Linked DNA regions of Homo sapiens: all the other regions are linked to region 3. The links are chromatin loops, found by intact Hi-C in ENCODE. Cell type or tissue: PC-3. All regions are shown on one strand. Region 1 overlaps FOXP1 (forkhead box P1). Region 2 overlaps FOXP1 (forkhead box P1). Region 3 overlaps FOXP1 (forkhead box P1).

What was found. Peaks named below come from ENCODE experiments on the same cell type or tissue, not always from the same donor. Only the 100,000 strongest peaks of a DNase experiment are listed, where the experiment ranks them.
Region 1: a loop joins it to region 3, with 2.7 times the contacts of the local background. A loop is called at or near these places in 3 of 110 quality-filtered maps.
Region 2: it touches region 3 in a loop (2.8-fold over the local background); 2 of 110 quality-filtered maps call a loop at or near these places.

What each region holds. Positions count from the first base shown.
Region 1 is chr3:71,108,879-71,113,878 of GRCh38, forward strand. FOXP1 (forkhead box P1) reads right to left here. Exons shown (of 21, transcript NM_001349338.3): 7 at 3,658-3,759. Among named protein-coding and RNA genes, the nearest start is that of FOXP1-AS1, 180 kb to the right of the region's middle. In PC-3, no CTCF peak of the experiment used is centred here; DNase peaks (open chromatin) are centred at 513, 873 and 3,103; H3K4me3 peaks cover 1,263 bases; H3K27ac peaks cover 3,775 bases.
Region 2 is chr3:71,085,399-71,090,398 of GRCh38, forward strand. All of the region lies in intron 7 of FOXP1 (forkhead box P1), which reads right to left. LOC124906247 (a long non-coding RNA gene) reads left to right here. Exons shown (of 2, transcript XR_007095956.1): 2 at 1-3,317. Among named protein-coding and RNA genes, the nearest start is that of FOXP1-AS1, 200 kb to the right of the region's middle. RefSeq lists an enhancer at 2,446-2,545. In PC-3, no CTCF peak of the experiment used is centred here; a DNase peak (open chromatin) is centred at 2,093; H3K27ac peaks cover 1,841 bases.
Region 3 is chr3:71,206,633-71,211,632 of GRCh38, forward strand. All of the region lies in intron 5 of FOXP1 (forkhead box P1), which reads right to left. Among named protein-coding and RNA genes, the nearest start is that of FOXP1-AS1, 81 kb to the right of the region's middle. RefSeq lists an enhancer at 3,539-4,084. In PC-3, no CTCF peak of the experiment used is centred here; a DNase peak (open chromatin) is centred at 2,319; H3K27ac peaks cover 2,292 bases.

The sequences.
Region 1 (5,000 bases), 98 kb before region 3:
GTTCTGTATCCCATGAACACCAGCACCATGCCCAGCCTGCTTTGGAAATGTTCACCAACTTGCACTTAATTAATTCAGATCATTCTGATTCTGAATTTATGATGGGGCCAATTTTCAATTTTCATTTGTATCATTCATAAAAAAATTTGCGAAGCAAATGAACAGACTAAGTAAAAAGATAATTTTGGTTACTAAGTAGAATATTTCTCAAGAACTTCAGAAGCAATATCTATACCCGATTAATGCCTTCATTAATAAACCACATCACCCAAGAATGTGACCAGCTCAGATTTGGTTCAGTATGTGGATCTGCAAAGAGTGCCATTTCTCTCTTATTTACTCTCATCTCCCTGAAATTAGACCAAATTGGTGATGTTTGACTATATTTTATGATCTCTATCGAGTAACCACTTATAGCCTCCTCTAACTTTCCATTTTCTTTTGTTTGTATCATCAGCCTGTGAAACCAGAGAGCGCTGCCAAACATAAAGCAGGGAAGTGTGAGATATGCTTAAAATATGAGTCACAGTATATTTGGGGATTTGGGGGTTTTTTTTTTTCCCTCAAGCTATCAGCAGATCAAATCCTTCTTCCCTGTCAAGCCTTCCTCTATGCAGAAGATCTGAAATTTGCTAAAATCGGTCTCTCAGTGTAGTTATGAAGGGTGAGAAGATCAGAGATGAGCACTGTTAAGATTTGCTGTAGGATTTCCCTTTCATTTCAGAGCCACTCCGGCGGAGACGCCTCAGCAAGGATGCAGTATGGCAAGATATATTTAAATATGAAGGTTATTCCTTCTGTGAATCACCAGTCTATATGCATATTTTTATAATGAGGTAATATACCATGTGACCTAGGATAGTAATTTCTCCTCTGTTTGTGGAAGGCCAGCCAACCTAATAAAGCTTACTGAATGTGCATGACCCTATCAGGCAGCTGAGGGGTCCTTCAGCAATCGTCTGTGATACACACACACACACACCAGTCCACCAACCTTTTAGATTTATTTCCCCCGGCCAAATCTTAAAGCTGGTCTAAATTCTCTGCTTGTCAATTCCTCTACTTGGGGGGTAGGGGAAAAACTCAAGACATCTTCTTTACCAAAACCAGCGTTCAAGATTACCCCTTCTCCCCCTACTTTTTATACAGACTGAAGTGCTCAGCAGAATGTGTGAGGTTGGTTTTGACACTGTCCTTGCCAAGAAAAACGGAGCCCTCTATATCATCCACTTCTGCATGGTGGCTAAAAACCCTGTAACAGGCAAGAAGAAAAAGAGCCCTCAAAAGGAAATCCCCTGAAACTTTACTTCTTATATTTAGCCCTCAAGGAACTTCGTTCATCTTGGAAAAGAAGTTACCTAAAAATGCCATATGTTTTTAAAAAGCAAGTATGAGGGAAAATAATTCTACCATAAAAAAAATCACAAATGATATTCAATACTGAAGAGCAGTGTGATCAGACAGATTGTGTATGTGTGTGTTTTTTTATTATCTCTAACCAAAGCTCTACTATGTGTAAGATTTCCCCCCCAATAATATATTTTCATTTTCCCAATGCACTTGAGGCCTGATGAATTCAAGAGGACTCGGGGTATTTTTAAGGCTGTAAGAGCTCCAAGAGGGAGGCAAAAAGAATGGACCATCATTTGAATCACTGAGTGACAGGCTGGGCTAGCTCCCTGTATACATTAATAAATTAGAATTTTAATTGTGTCTCTGTCCACAGGAGATGCCCCAGTACTTTAATATGTACCAACAATTGGCTATGTTATGGAATCTGCAATGTGGCCTCCGCTGCTGACCTCTGAAACACAATTCCCAGTCTGACTACGGAAACTGTTCAGTTTGATCCTTTCAACTTATTTGAATCCTGACAAATAAGCTCACAGCTGAAAGGTCAACATAGTCGTATTTCATCCTCCAGAGCTGTTCTTAAGACATCTGCACAACAAAGCACTTCTTATAGCACCTGACATGGGCCCTCAATGGCACTGTACCTCATTAAAAATGTCCCCTGCATGCGCACGCATTCCAAGGCACATGGTCTGGTGATGGTTTACCAAATAAGTGTTTACAGAAGGGTTAGTAAACAAGGCAGATTGTCAACTTTTCCAATAAAGCGTCACTATAGTGCTGAACTCTCTCTGGAAAGTGACAGTTTCCCAAGTACATGTAGAAGAACTAGAACTTGTTGGTCAAGGTCAGTTTGATCTTTGGGGATAATCTGGGAACAGGCTGTGGTTCACCCTGACCTGTGAAAAGTAAACACAAGCTAGAATTTAGGTTGACCTCATTATCCAATTAATTGGCACCAAGTTATATACCTATCAGCTACCGCTTATAGATTCTGTCCCCTCCTGTGACAAGGATGCCCACCTTCAGCTATGAAAGTAGTCTGAACCACTTAGGACCCGGGTGCCAAGTGCCCTCTCTTAAACGTGAGCATGAAGACCCTGATTCAAGTCTCTTTGAAACTTCTATTACAATTTTCTACTTTGAGTCAAAAACCCAAATTAGATTTTTTTTGTTGTTTTTTGAGATGGAGTTTCACTCTTGTCGCCCAGGCTGGAGCACAGTGGTGCGAGCTTGGCTCACTGCAACCTCCACCTCCCGGGTTCAAGCGATTCTCCTGCCTCAGCCTCCCTAGTAGCTGGGATTACAGGCACCCGCCACCAAGCTTGGCTAACTTTTGTATTTTTTGGTAGAGATGGAGTTTCACCAGGTTGGCCAGCCTCGTCTCGAACTCCTGACCTCAAGTGATCCGCCTGCCTCAGCTTCCCAAAGTGCTGGGATTACAGGCGTGAGCCACCATGCCTGGCCCCAAATTAGATTTTTATAAACTTACTCATTCTTCTACTCCATTAAGCCCTTGCCTTCAATGTGCCTGAAATCAGAAGTTGCTAGAACAACCATTTTTGTATCTTTACATAAAAATTTCTTGCCATTTAAAAATTATTGACCTAGAAACATTCTGAACATATCCACTGAAGAATTGGGTATATATTATAATCATTACAAGCCATAATGTTAAAAGTACCACATCCTCCTCAGGCCGAGTCATAGTTCTTGATGCTATTGACATTCTGGGATGAATCACGGTGTGTCGTGTCCTGTGCATTGCAGGATGTTTGGCAACATCCCTGGCCTGTACTTACTGGATGCCAGCAACACCTCTGCCCTGCTAGTTGTGGCAACGAAAAACGTCTCTAGACATTGCCCATTGTCTCCTGGTGGTGGGTGGGGGGGTGGGGGGGTCGCCAAAATCTTCCCAATTGAGGATGACTACACTAAAGTAAGGTGTGTGTCTGTGTGTGTTTATGCCATTTCTAGACCCAACATAAGAGAATGTGGTGACAATTCTGAGTACTATGAACTTTTCTCATTGGTAACCTACACTGCCTATTAGCAACTCAACACTTACAACTCCTTATCCTTCTATTATATTCACTAATCAGCAGATCTTACTCCTGACAATAAAACTTTTGGTCAAATACACATTTTCCCCAAAATGTTACAACTTGCTGGTAAACCAAAAATGCACTTTCCACAGAAGATTTTCTTACATGATTTGCAATGCTCAACACAATCCACTCCTGAACTGCTTGTCACTTATCCCAAAGGGTATAATGTCAATTTAAAAAGAAAAAGAATTGTTACCTGAAGAGCTGGTTGTTTGTCATTCCTCTTGGGAGATTTTAATCCACTAACTTGCTGCTGCTGTTGCTGCTGAAGAAGGAGCTGTCTTGCCACCTGAAGTGCCTGGAAGGAAAAACAAGAAAATCCTTTGCGTTACTACACAGGTTCAGGGGACTCTTCATAAAAAAGGATTCCAGGAAGTGCGCTTTGGGACTGGGTCCTGACTTTCCTATTTCCTGGCAAATGAAACAGCAAATGAAACTTCCCACCAGTCTTAGTTGGAAAACTTTCCAGAATTTGTTTACGTTCCCTTTGACTCGGCCAGTTTCATCCACGGTTCCACAGGCATCTAAGCAGACATTTTATTCCTACTAAAGATCTGACATGAAATTTAAGACCATGAGTGATTGAGACTCTGAACAAAGATGACAGAGAGACCAGGAGGGACCCAAGCAAAGACGAAAACTTGGGAGACACTACAGGGCCCTTTTCAGGGTCACCTTCACCCTCCCCAAATTCTTCTTGGGGAAATGTAGCGACTCAAGTTGAAAGTAATACTTTCACCCCATCTGAGTCCAAATAAAGAAAAAGAACTAAGTGGTGGACCACAAAAAAAAATATACTATGGATTAGGCTACGTAGAAAGGAAGATTAAACAGATGAGACATACCTAGGATGACCTTGATAGAAATCAGAGAGGAAAATTTGGCAAATCTGATCTCTAGTCATCTTAAAGAGGCACATTATGTATCTGTGAACAAAACTGGTTACGTTTATTATAAATGACCCTTTCAAGCTTACAATATGGGATGGTTTCTCCTTAAAGGTAGACATTGGGGAGGTAGTATGAATTGGAGATAAAGCAGGAAGAAAACAGAAGAGTCCTCTAAAATGTTTAACATATGACTGACAAATCTTTTTAAAAGTTCAAGCAGGCTGGGCGTTGTGGCTCACGCCTGTAATCCCAGCACCTTGGGAGACCGAGGTCAGGAGTTCGAGAACAGCCTGGCCAACATGGTGAAACCCTGTCTCTACTAAAAATACAAAAATTAGCTGGGTGTGGTGGCAGATGCCTATAATCCCAGCTTCTTGGGAGGCTGAGGCAGGAGAATCGCTTGCACCTGGGAGGCAGAGGTTAGGGTAAGTCGAGATCGCACCACTGTGCTTCAGCCTGGGTAACAGAATAAGCTTCCATCTCAAAATAAAATAAAATAAAATAAAATAAAATAAAATAAAATAAAATAAAAGGTCAAGTAAAAAAAGAAAAAAACAATGTCATCAATAAACCGCCATGAAGACATTCACTGCCAAAGAATTAAGAACAGGAATACTGGCTAGCCACACACCTTTCCAAAGATGGCACT
Region 2 (5,000 bases), 120 kb before region 3:
CTTGGCCTCCCAAAGTGCCTCACATCACAGGTGTGAGCTACTACGCCAGGCCCCACTTAGCTTTTTTTACTTCACCCCATTAATATTTAGTATCCCAAAGTTTCATTTATTTTCCTGTTACTGTGAAATTCCAGGTGAAGATTACTGGGCTCCTATGGCTTCAGCTTTTTACTATTAAGGAATATTATATTAGAATCATCAACAACAATCCAGTGAAATTCTAATAACATTATTAGCACCTTTCGTTAAGCGTATGTCACATGCTGTGTGTCTCTAGCTGGGTGCTTTATGTCCAAGTTTTCATTTGGTTCTTGTATGGTGGGTATCATTTATGGCCTTTTTTTTTTTTTTACATGGAGTCTCACTGTGTTGCCAGACTGGAGTGCAGTGGTGTGATCTTGGCTCACTGCAACCTCCGCCTCCTGGGTTCAAGCGATTCTCCTGCCTCAGCCTCCTGAGTAGCTGGGACCACAGGCGGGTGCCACCACACCCAGCTATTTTTTGTATTTTTAGTAGAGACAGGATTTCACCATGTTGGCCAGGATGGCCTTGATCTCTTGACCTCGTGATCTGCCCGCCTTGGCCTCCCAAAGTGCTAGGATTACAGGCGTGAGCCACCGCACATTTACGGCCATTTTATAGACAAAGAAACAAAGTTTTCTATTTTGCCCAAGGTCATGGTGGCAGGTCACGATTCAAACATGAATCCTTTGTTTCTAAAGCCTAAAGAGACTCAGGATGACATGGCTGAAAATTCTAGCATTGGAACTGCAAATATCGGATTGAAATCCATCACAACTGTATTCTTTGTAGCTGCAAACCTGAAACCAGTGTCTCATGTTGACAACTGGCCTTGCCCATGTTTTGTCCTTGGCCAAGGGGCAAAAAGAAAGCTCTGCCCTCTTTCAGACTGTGCCCATTACAGTTCTAGCTTACTTATCTAGGACTGCTAGTTAATTTCATATTAAGGAAATCTGTGAGCATCCCATGAAAGGGGATCTTCTCTCGTTCTTGCTTATGTGACAACAACATATACAAACATCATTATTATGCAATGTACCGGGGGGAAAGGGAGCACATTTGATAAATGTCATGATAATTTTATTCTTCGGGAATCTAAAATTGCTGTTGCCTTTTCTAATCTCCAGTGTCTCTAGCTGGTCCAGAGATAACGGCTCCCATCCCAGGCTAGAGACTCCATCTCTAATTTCCCCAAGTCTGTCAATGAGAGGCAGGGACTGAAATCCCAAGTTCTGTCTCACCGGATATTTTCCAGGAATGCCTCTCTTCCAAATCATCAGCGACATTTAACATGACCCTGAGCAGCAAACTTCTGCCCCAGAGGAAAGCAGAAAACCAATTTATGTAAAATTAAAAGCGATTTGCTTGATCCATCACTTGCTTCCACTCCCGTCCCACTTTCAACTGCAACACATTCAGCTGGAATTACAGGCTACCTCTTCGTCCTGCACTGGGGCATAGAATCTATCTATGCACAACCATGGAGAACAAACATTACAGAGAAAATAATGACTTTGGAAGCACCAGGCACCCTACCCAAACACAAGCTACATGTGTGTTCACAGATGGAAACTAACGGCTGTTTACCCTGAAGGCCCCATAAGAAAAATGCAGTCACCATAACAGTAAAATGCAACTTACTATTCAACATGAAACAAAGTGAGATAAAGAGAGGGCTAGGGACTGAATTCCAACAAAGAGCTCTTATAGTACCTTGGATTTCCTCGGGACAGTCCACACCATTCAAGAGCTGTGCAGGCCCTGAAGAGGTGAGCTGCACAACTGATGAGATCAAAAGACCAAGGCAGGAAAAGGGTTGCAGGTTAGCTCAGTTCTTTGTTGGGTGGGTCAGAGAACAGAACTCATGTGACATCATTTTGTGTCTTGCTCTGGAGGTGCACTTAGCAAAGCCAGAAATCCAATGTTAATTGATCAAACAACGACAACAAAATACCGGTTTTGTCTGGCAAAGGATTATGCAACATATTGATGTAAACGGCATCGAGCCGCATCAGAGGTACTCTGACCATTTCCTTGATGCAACAAATAAGGGCACGCATTCCTTGTCAGTGCATCACAAAATGACAACAAAAGTCATCCAAGGTTTCCTGTTGAGAGATGCCAGCTGGTATTGACAAAGGCTTAAGAGTGTCTTTCTCAGACCTCTGTGGTTTAGCACTTTGTCAAAACAGGATACTATTTAAATTAAAAATTTACTGATTCAAGTTCAGAAAAACCCTGCTTTGCTGTTTTTATAACCAAATTTGTGGGTGGGGAAACTTTGACCTTTATTTTTTCTTTTTTTATGACACCTTATATGGGTCTGAGAAGGTACTATATTTAGCAGGCTAGATTTGAGAACTAAGGTGTCTAAGCAAGATGACTATCACTTTCTATGAATTACTGTACATGTGAAATCATGGGCTTGTTATATTATGCAAAAGCGACTCATGTGAAACAAACAAAAATACCTGTTTGCATGTATAAGTTTTGTAAAATCTTTGTGGGGAGAGAAAGGGGAAATACACACTAGACTAGGCCACGGCATAATGTACCTCCCATGTGAATCTGGCTTAGTGTGCAAATGTATGTTTTCAGAGAAGGCTAAGCCAGGGCTGTAAGACTATGGTCAAAAAAGCAAAGCTGACGGTCAACCATAAGCAGTGCAGTGGTGAGAACCAAGATGCTGGGGAATAGATGGAGTCTCTGGAAATTGCGAAAGAGCAACCAAGCTTGTTTCTGATTGGGGGCTCTTAAACTTGCTCTTCCCCGAACCTGAAACTTTCTTCCCTAGATAGACGCAAGACTCAGTCCCTCACTCAGTCAAGGTCTCTACTCAAAGACCATTTCCTCAGAGTCCTTCCCTGGCCAGCCAGTCAAACATGGGACTGTCATCACCACGGTGTTTATCTTAATCTACTTTGTTTTCTTACAGATTTCATCGTCACACAACATGTGGTGATACATTGTTTTGTTTTTTGTTTTTTTTTTTTTGGCTTACCAGTTTAATGTCCCATAAGAATGTAATCTCCCGGCTGCTTTCTCTGCTGCTCACTCTAGGTGCCTCACTCTAGGTGTCTAGGTCAACACAACCACCCAATAATTTGTCAGATGTTTGTTGAACAGGGAATCTCATGAACAGTCTATTTGAGTTGCGTAAAGGATCTCATTATTTTTCTTGAACTTTCACCTGTCTAGCTAACTATTTATGGGAAAGGTACTAACAAAGTCATTCCAATGATGTCAAAGACTTCTGAGACACCAGAGATGCAGTTAGATATAAATATTAAACTACTTATTTTGCCTTAAAATCACTCTGAGATTATCTTTGAAGGTCTTACAGCTTTGAGAATATGCAACTTCCCATTGTTTAGGGGGAAACGCTGGAGGAAATTTGCATAATTTGAGAAAGAAATCGAACTCACCAAATACCTTAGTGCAGTTCATCTCTTTTGTCAATCTCTCTTTCTTATTAGTACAGGCAAATCTTTTAGTGAAGTGAATAATACTTTGGCCAATGACCTTACGCCAAGAGTACACCAGTGCTCAGGTCACATTTTGACCTTTCTTCCATCCAACATAGCTGAAGGATATGACACTTTATAAACAATTACACTGACTTGCTCTTACTCTGATTCTAAATAGGGCTAATGAGGAGGTTGGAATCAGTGGCACCCAACCTCCGAAACAAGCCCCAAAGATTCTCACCATTTGGTATTCATGCCTTGGATAGTACCTTCCAACACCATGTCAGGGCCGGTCTCTGTGACCAATAAATATGGCAGAAGTAATGGTATGTGATTTCCAAGGCTAGGTCACAACTTGGATCACTCTGGGAAAAGCCAGCTGCCACATCACAAGGGCACTGAAGTCACACTATGGAGAGGTCCACAGCCTGAGAACTTGAGGCCTCCTGCTGACAGCCATGTGAGCGAGCCATCTTGGAAGCGGCTCCCCTAGCCCCAATCATGCCCCAGCCTCACATTTTGACTGCAATCTCATGAGATGCTATGAGCCTGAACCACCCAGCTAAGCCACTCCCCTATCTCTGACTCACAGAAAGTGTGTAAAAGAATAAATGTTTAAACTGTAAGACACTAAGGTTTGGAGTAAATAACAGAGTTATCCAAATCTGATCATGAGGGCAGTTGCATGTCATCTGGCTTGCACACACTTTCTTCCTGCAGGAACACTCTTCCCTGCCCCATCCTTGCCACATGGGGATCACTACTACCCACAGTCCTAGTTAAGAAAGAGGAACTCTAATTTTCACAAGGCAGCCAGTTTAAAAAGACATCAGTCTATAATCAGGGTACAAAGATACAAAGAAATCAAGAATTCCAAAATGCCTGGGCTCTAGCTGGGCCACTATAGCGTGCTGTTGCCTTTGAGACTCTGAGGTGAATCTGTTCATGAAACCTTGAGCCACTTAGAAGAGGGATAGACAGCAGACAGGCAGGCTACTGAAATGAGTTGAAGTCCATGGCAAAGTGGGAATGGGCAGCATTTCTCTGCTCCAGATAACTGGTGCTATGTATATTGCTTGAACTTCTGATTTTTTTCTTTTTTAGGAGATGACAGAAAATGAGATTTTCATGGGAAATCTCCAGATTTTTTAAATCTTTGCAAAGAAAAAGAAAGCCTTCAAAAAGTTCGAACCAAAAAAAGGTTAAATGTTGTGTGCATAAACAAAACAGTATCTAGCCTGCGGGCCATCAGTTTGCAATCTCTAATGGGGAATCAATTCCTTACTTTCTTCAACCTTGCTCCCATCATAAAACAAATCTCTCGATTCCTATTTTCAAGAAATTTCATTTTCTAAGCTTCTTTCACATTTTTCTTGGATATTCCCATGTTTTTCAACTAAACAGTACCTCCCTGTTTGTAACAGAGTTGTCACGATGGCTGTTAGAAAACATTTGCCCCGTTTTTCATAAGTGCAGTATGTAATGTGATAATACAGAAGTGAAAGAACAAGT
Region 3 (5,000 bases):
TGCATTCCAATGCCAAGGCAGTAAAGTTGTTCAGAGCAACTGTAAATGTCTTATTCTTCAGAACTGTCTTCATCAAACTTTCTTGGATAACGTAATCTTTATAAGACACCAATGAGCACAGATAACAAGTTGACCCCGCTCCAAAAATTACAGATGTCTCAATTTATATTTTTTAGCTTTTCAGCTCTGGTGGGTCTTGGTTCGCTTCTTTCCTAATAGACAAGAGTTTAAGTGCCGTAATCATAGCAACTGTGGGCAAACGAGGGAAGTTAGAAAGAAGCCGCTCTAGGAAACAAGTACAAAGCAGAATGCATACCCACTCCCTCGCATATTAATCCTGAGGAGCTCAAATAATTAAATAGAGACTGAAAAGGAGCTTTGCCAATCCAGTGCTAGGCTGTTTGCTTTGCCACAAGGAAGCCTCTGAAGGTCAGGCATGATGGGGCCAGGTGTTCTGGGGAGCGTAATTAAAATGCATTTTTACAGAACAAAATAGATTTTAAGTTTGAGAACTAACAAAGCCCACGGAACTTTAATCATTTGAACATTCAAACAGCTGAATTCTCACAAATAGCCCAGTGGAATAAAGTGACCAACAACCAGTTCAGAAAAGTCTTTTTTTTTTTTCATTTCTATATTTTCTATCATTTAATGTACACGAGGCCAGGTTCATAACATAGATTAATGACTGGCGTGATCTATGACACACTTCACGTATCTCCCGCTTTGGCTCAAGCCCCTCACCGCTCTAGTGGCCAAAGTGAACAATATGTTCACAGCATCATGGTAATGTAGTGAATGTGGGCCATCAGAATTCTGTTGCTTGCATTTCTCCGTTGTGCAAAAGGAACAATTATTTAATTTTATCCTTCAAAAACTCCAATATACATATATGTATTTTCCCCCCTGAAACTTGCTCTCACAGACAGATGAGCAAGGCTTCTCTGACATAAAAGACCACCATTTGCCTCTGCAGGTCATGACCCTCCAGCCTCCACCCTCACCCTGGTCGGTGTTGTATCTTTGTAATTTACAGCAAATGCTAGGAGAGCATACCTCATATTGAAACACAAGGCAAATTCAGAAACAGCAACAAACAATAACTTAAAAAAAAAATGATGATATGATGCGAGCTGAGAGTTTTCTCTACTGTTTGCAAAACATGACAAAGGCCAGGCTAATGTTCAGGTCTTATCTAAGGTGGCTCCCAGTGTCCAAGGGACAAGCGTCATGTGCACACACCAAACTAGATAAAGAGCCACATGCTTGCTTTACTTAACTAGAAATGATACAAAGCATAAACTCACTTTAAAATGGACAGGTAAGAACCACAGGTAAGAGTAAAAACACTGGCTTTTAAAAATACATTATGCATATTAACTGTGTAGTTTCTTCCCAGTTAAAATATCTTCATTTATGGCAGGGGGGATTTATTCAGAACACATCAAAGTAAAAGTTAATCCTCCCTTCTCAAACTTGACAAAGAGTACATGCATCCAACAGGATCATATCAAGCCTACAGGACAACACGCAAGATAGACACAGTAACACAAAATCCAAGGATTGTACCTTTCAATGGTGACTGCCTTGTTCATAGTACTAGACTTTTTCTCCTACACCTTCTAAGTCCTTGTTTGTTCCACAAAGAAATTTCTAGCCATCTGATGCTCTATTACTGAGCTAGTGGCCTTTCAGGAGAGCTCTCTCCCTTCAGAAAAAAGCAAACAACTGCATAGATATCATTACACTAAGGAAATCTCTTAGAAAAACCAAACAACTTGCTAATCTCACCAGCCCCTTCATCCAAGCAAAAGATAAGAAAAGCAAACCTAAGTCTGTTTCAACCACATTCCAGGGACAAGTTCCCCTTTTTCTTTCTTTATCAAAATTCTAGCATTTAAGTTTGTGTGTGTGTGTGTGTGTGTGTGTGTCTGTTAAACAGACCTTGCAGGATAAACTGCTGCTCACACCCGCAAACAAAGCAATATCTGTTTAATAACGATTGCTGCCATGGGTACAGTAAACAAGGGGCCCAGCATTTGTGTTTATGAACAAACACATCATCTTACAAGAGCAATTTAACATTAACCAGGTGGAATAATCAACAGATTTCATAGGTGACAGCAGGGGCAGGGCTAACGTAAACAGAACTGGGGAGGAGAAAGAGGCCACTCTTTGAGAATCAAGGTCGAGGTAAATGCATTACAGAGTAAACAGCTGGGAAGAAGGCAAGATAAACAAACAGTCATTCTGACATTTAGAGAGGCAGAAAGGTTGTATGTTACATAGATCAGCTGCTGACCACCATGAAATCAAACCGGTTGGAGACCAAGCCTGCTTGTTTGCACAATGCCATGTTTGCTTATAAACAACAATTTGCTGTTACCAACATCACATTACTCACCATCATATAAGCCAGAGTGAAGCCAGTCAGATCCGCTTAACTCTTTACTGGTGACATTACTTAGAAATTAAAAAACAAAAAACAGGCCCCTTTAAGAAAAAGAGGTCAGTCACCCCAAAATAAGACCAAGAGACCTCAGTCAATACCCTTTTATTTCCTGGCTTGCAGATAAAAATAAAGCATCCACATGGTTTAAACTACTAAAGGTTGGATTTGAAAACAGCTTTAAAACACTATAATGTTTTCATGCTTCAGTAACTCTGCATTCATTTCTTGGGCTCATCTTCTTTTATCAATGAAATATATGGGTCAAACACAGATTCGAATCTTTAATGTTTCATCCAGAAGGAAAACCTTAATGCTCCAGTCTCCTCATATCAAGCTTCTATTCTAAGATACCTTTAAGCCCAGTGGGCCCACAAACAGATGCAGAGCATTCTCAACTACTCTGCAAAAATCCAACTATATCAGTTTATGATGTTTTCCTTACAAAATATCAAAAAATAAAATAATCAGTTGATGTCCCATGTAACCACTCAGGGGTTCATTCTGTCAGCTTATCAATAAAATCTTAGCTCTTCAAAGCCCAGAATGAACAATAAGTTCGGTGTGTCCCTAACAAAAGTGTTAAGAAGAAACGTTTAATCTCTAAAAATTTCCCTGATGTGCACTACCACATAAAGCAGCTTACTGTGTGTTACAAGAAAGTTATCATGCCTTATCAGAGATACTATATTTAGAAACACAATCGGCAATTAAAACATTAGTTTCAATCTATTTTACAGATACTTTAACACCATTAATTTAATTTTGATACATGTGAAAAACCTCCTTCCATTACTTAAAATTTAATAAGCAAAACATACTGAAAAACAGTTTGGTAATTTATCTATATCTTACACTTATAATCAGTTAGCTAATTTTTTTAAATTCTGCGTGATGTCAGTGCAAAGTGCAGCAAAACACTGTCTGCTGGATATCCAAAGCAAAATATGGAAATGAGAAAAGGATATTAAAAAAATAAAGATACACCTAAGTGGATTCTGGCAATTACATGATTAACAATCAGGTTATTGGAATTTTCCACTCTGTCTAAAAAGAAAGTAACAAAAATTGTGTTGGTCTGCCCCAACCCCCACAACAGATATCCCCCTCCGGAGTTCCACTGTGAATAAACTCCTCAACCTTCTCTAGCTGCTCTTGTTTCCAGGCCTTGCTTGAATTATCTAATCTTTGTTCTGCAAACCTAAAGTCACAAAGTAACTAGTGTGTTGTCTTTCATGTTTTTGTTTTGTTGCTCTGTGGTTTGTTCCCTAAGTCCCTCTCTGCCAACCATCATCTTTCCCCAAATCAACATAGTCCCTGAGGCCTCGACAATGTCAGGGGAAGAAAATTTCCACTGAGCATTCAGTGCCCTGGTAGGAGGCCATTTTTCAGGCTCAAGGACCTGTTAACACCTGATGGACATGCAGGGAAGAGACATCAAGAACTTCCCTTAAAAGCCCTCTAGGGCTGGAGCTGTTCTACTGCCCTTGAGAAAGAAAATCAGACTTGCTCAACTGATTGATGATGCAAGTCCGGCTGCTGGAACAACTAACAGAGAGAATCTTCCCTCTAATGTTTTGAGAACAGAACGTTCTCAGATTCCGTGCTCACTACCCTATGGATGACTAGGAGGTAGAGAAAAGTGAAGGGGCTTCTATAACCAACACCCCAGTGAAAACCTAAGAGAAAAACAAAATGAAAAAGTCAAAGTGGAGGGCTGTGTCCTGGTATCCTCACTGTCCTGTCTTCAGGAGAAAATGCTGATGATTCACTCTCTGCACTTCAGCTCTTGTCCAGTTCTCCTGAGCTTCAGTTTTTATTTTCTTTTCCTGAACCCTGGATGAACCAGAATATTAGTAAAGGATTATAAACATAGTTGACAATTCTAAATGGTAATCCAAAGAGTTGTAACAATTTCCCTTCATAAAGGGAAATCATAATTGAGTCCTGGAGTTTTGAAAACTAGGCTAAACCTGGGCATATAATCATTGCTTGAATGGGGTACTCTTTTCTGTTTGAAGATGGTTTCACCTATTCCTTATCACGAGCAGGATAAATAATGTGTCTTCTTTCCTCTTCCCCAGCAGTGGTGTTACACTTGCCCTAACCCACATTTAGTTCTATTTTTCCATTTTTATTTTTGAGATGGGAGTCTTGCTCTTTTGCCCTGGCCAGAGTGCAGTGGCGCAATCTTGGCTCACTGCAACCTCTTCCTCTTGGTTCCAGTGATTCTCCTGTCTCAGCTTCCCGAGTAGCTGGGATTACAGGGGTGTACCACCAAAACCGGCTAATTTTTGTATTTTTAGTACAGACAGGGTTTCATCATGTTGGCCAAGCTGGTCTCCAACTCCTGACCTCAAGTGATCTTCCCCCCTTGGCCTCCTAAAGTGCTGGAATTACAGGTATAAGCCACCATGCCGGGCCCACATTTAGTTTTACTTCTATGTACCCAGTTTACTTATTTTATTCCCCATGAATCCCAAATTGTAAAAGTTTTATTTTTAAAAAAGTACATTAAGAAGGCTTTTATATAAGCTGTTCAACAAATTAT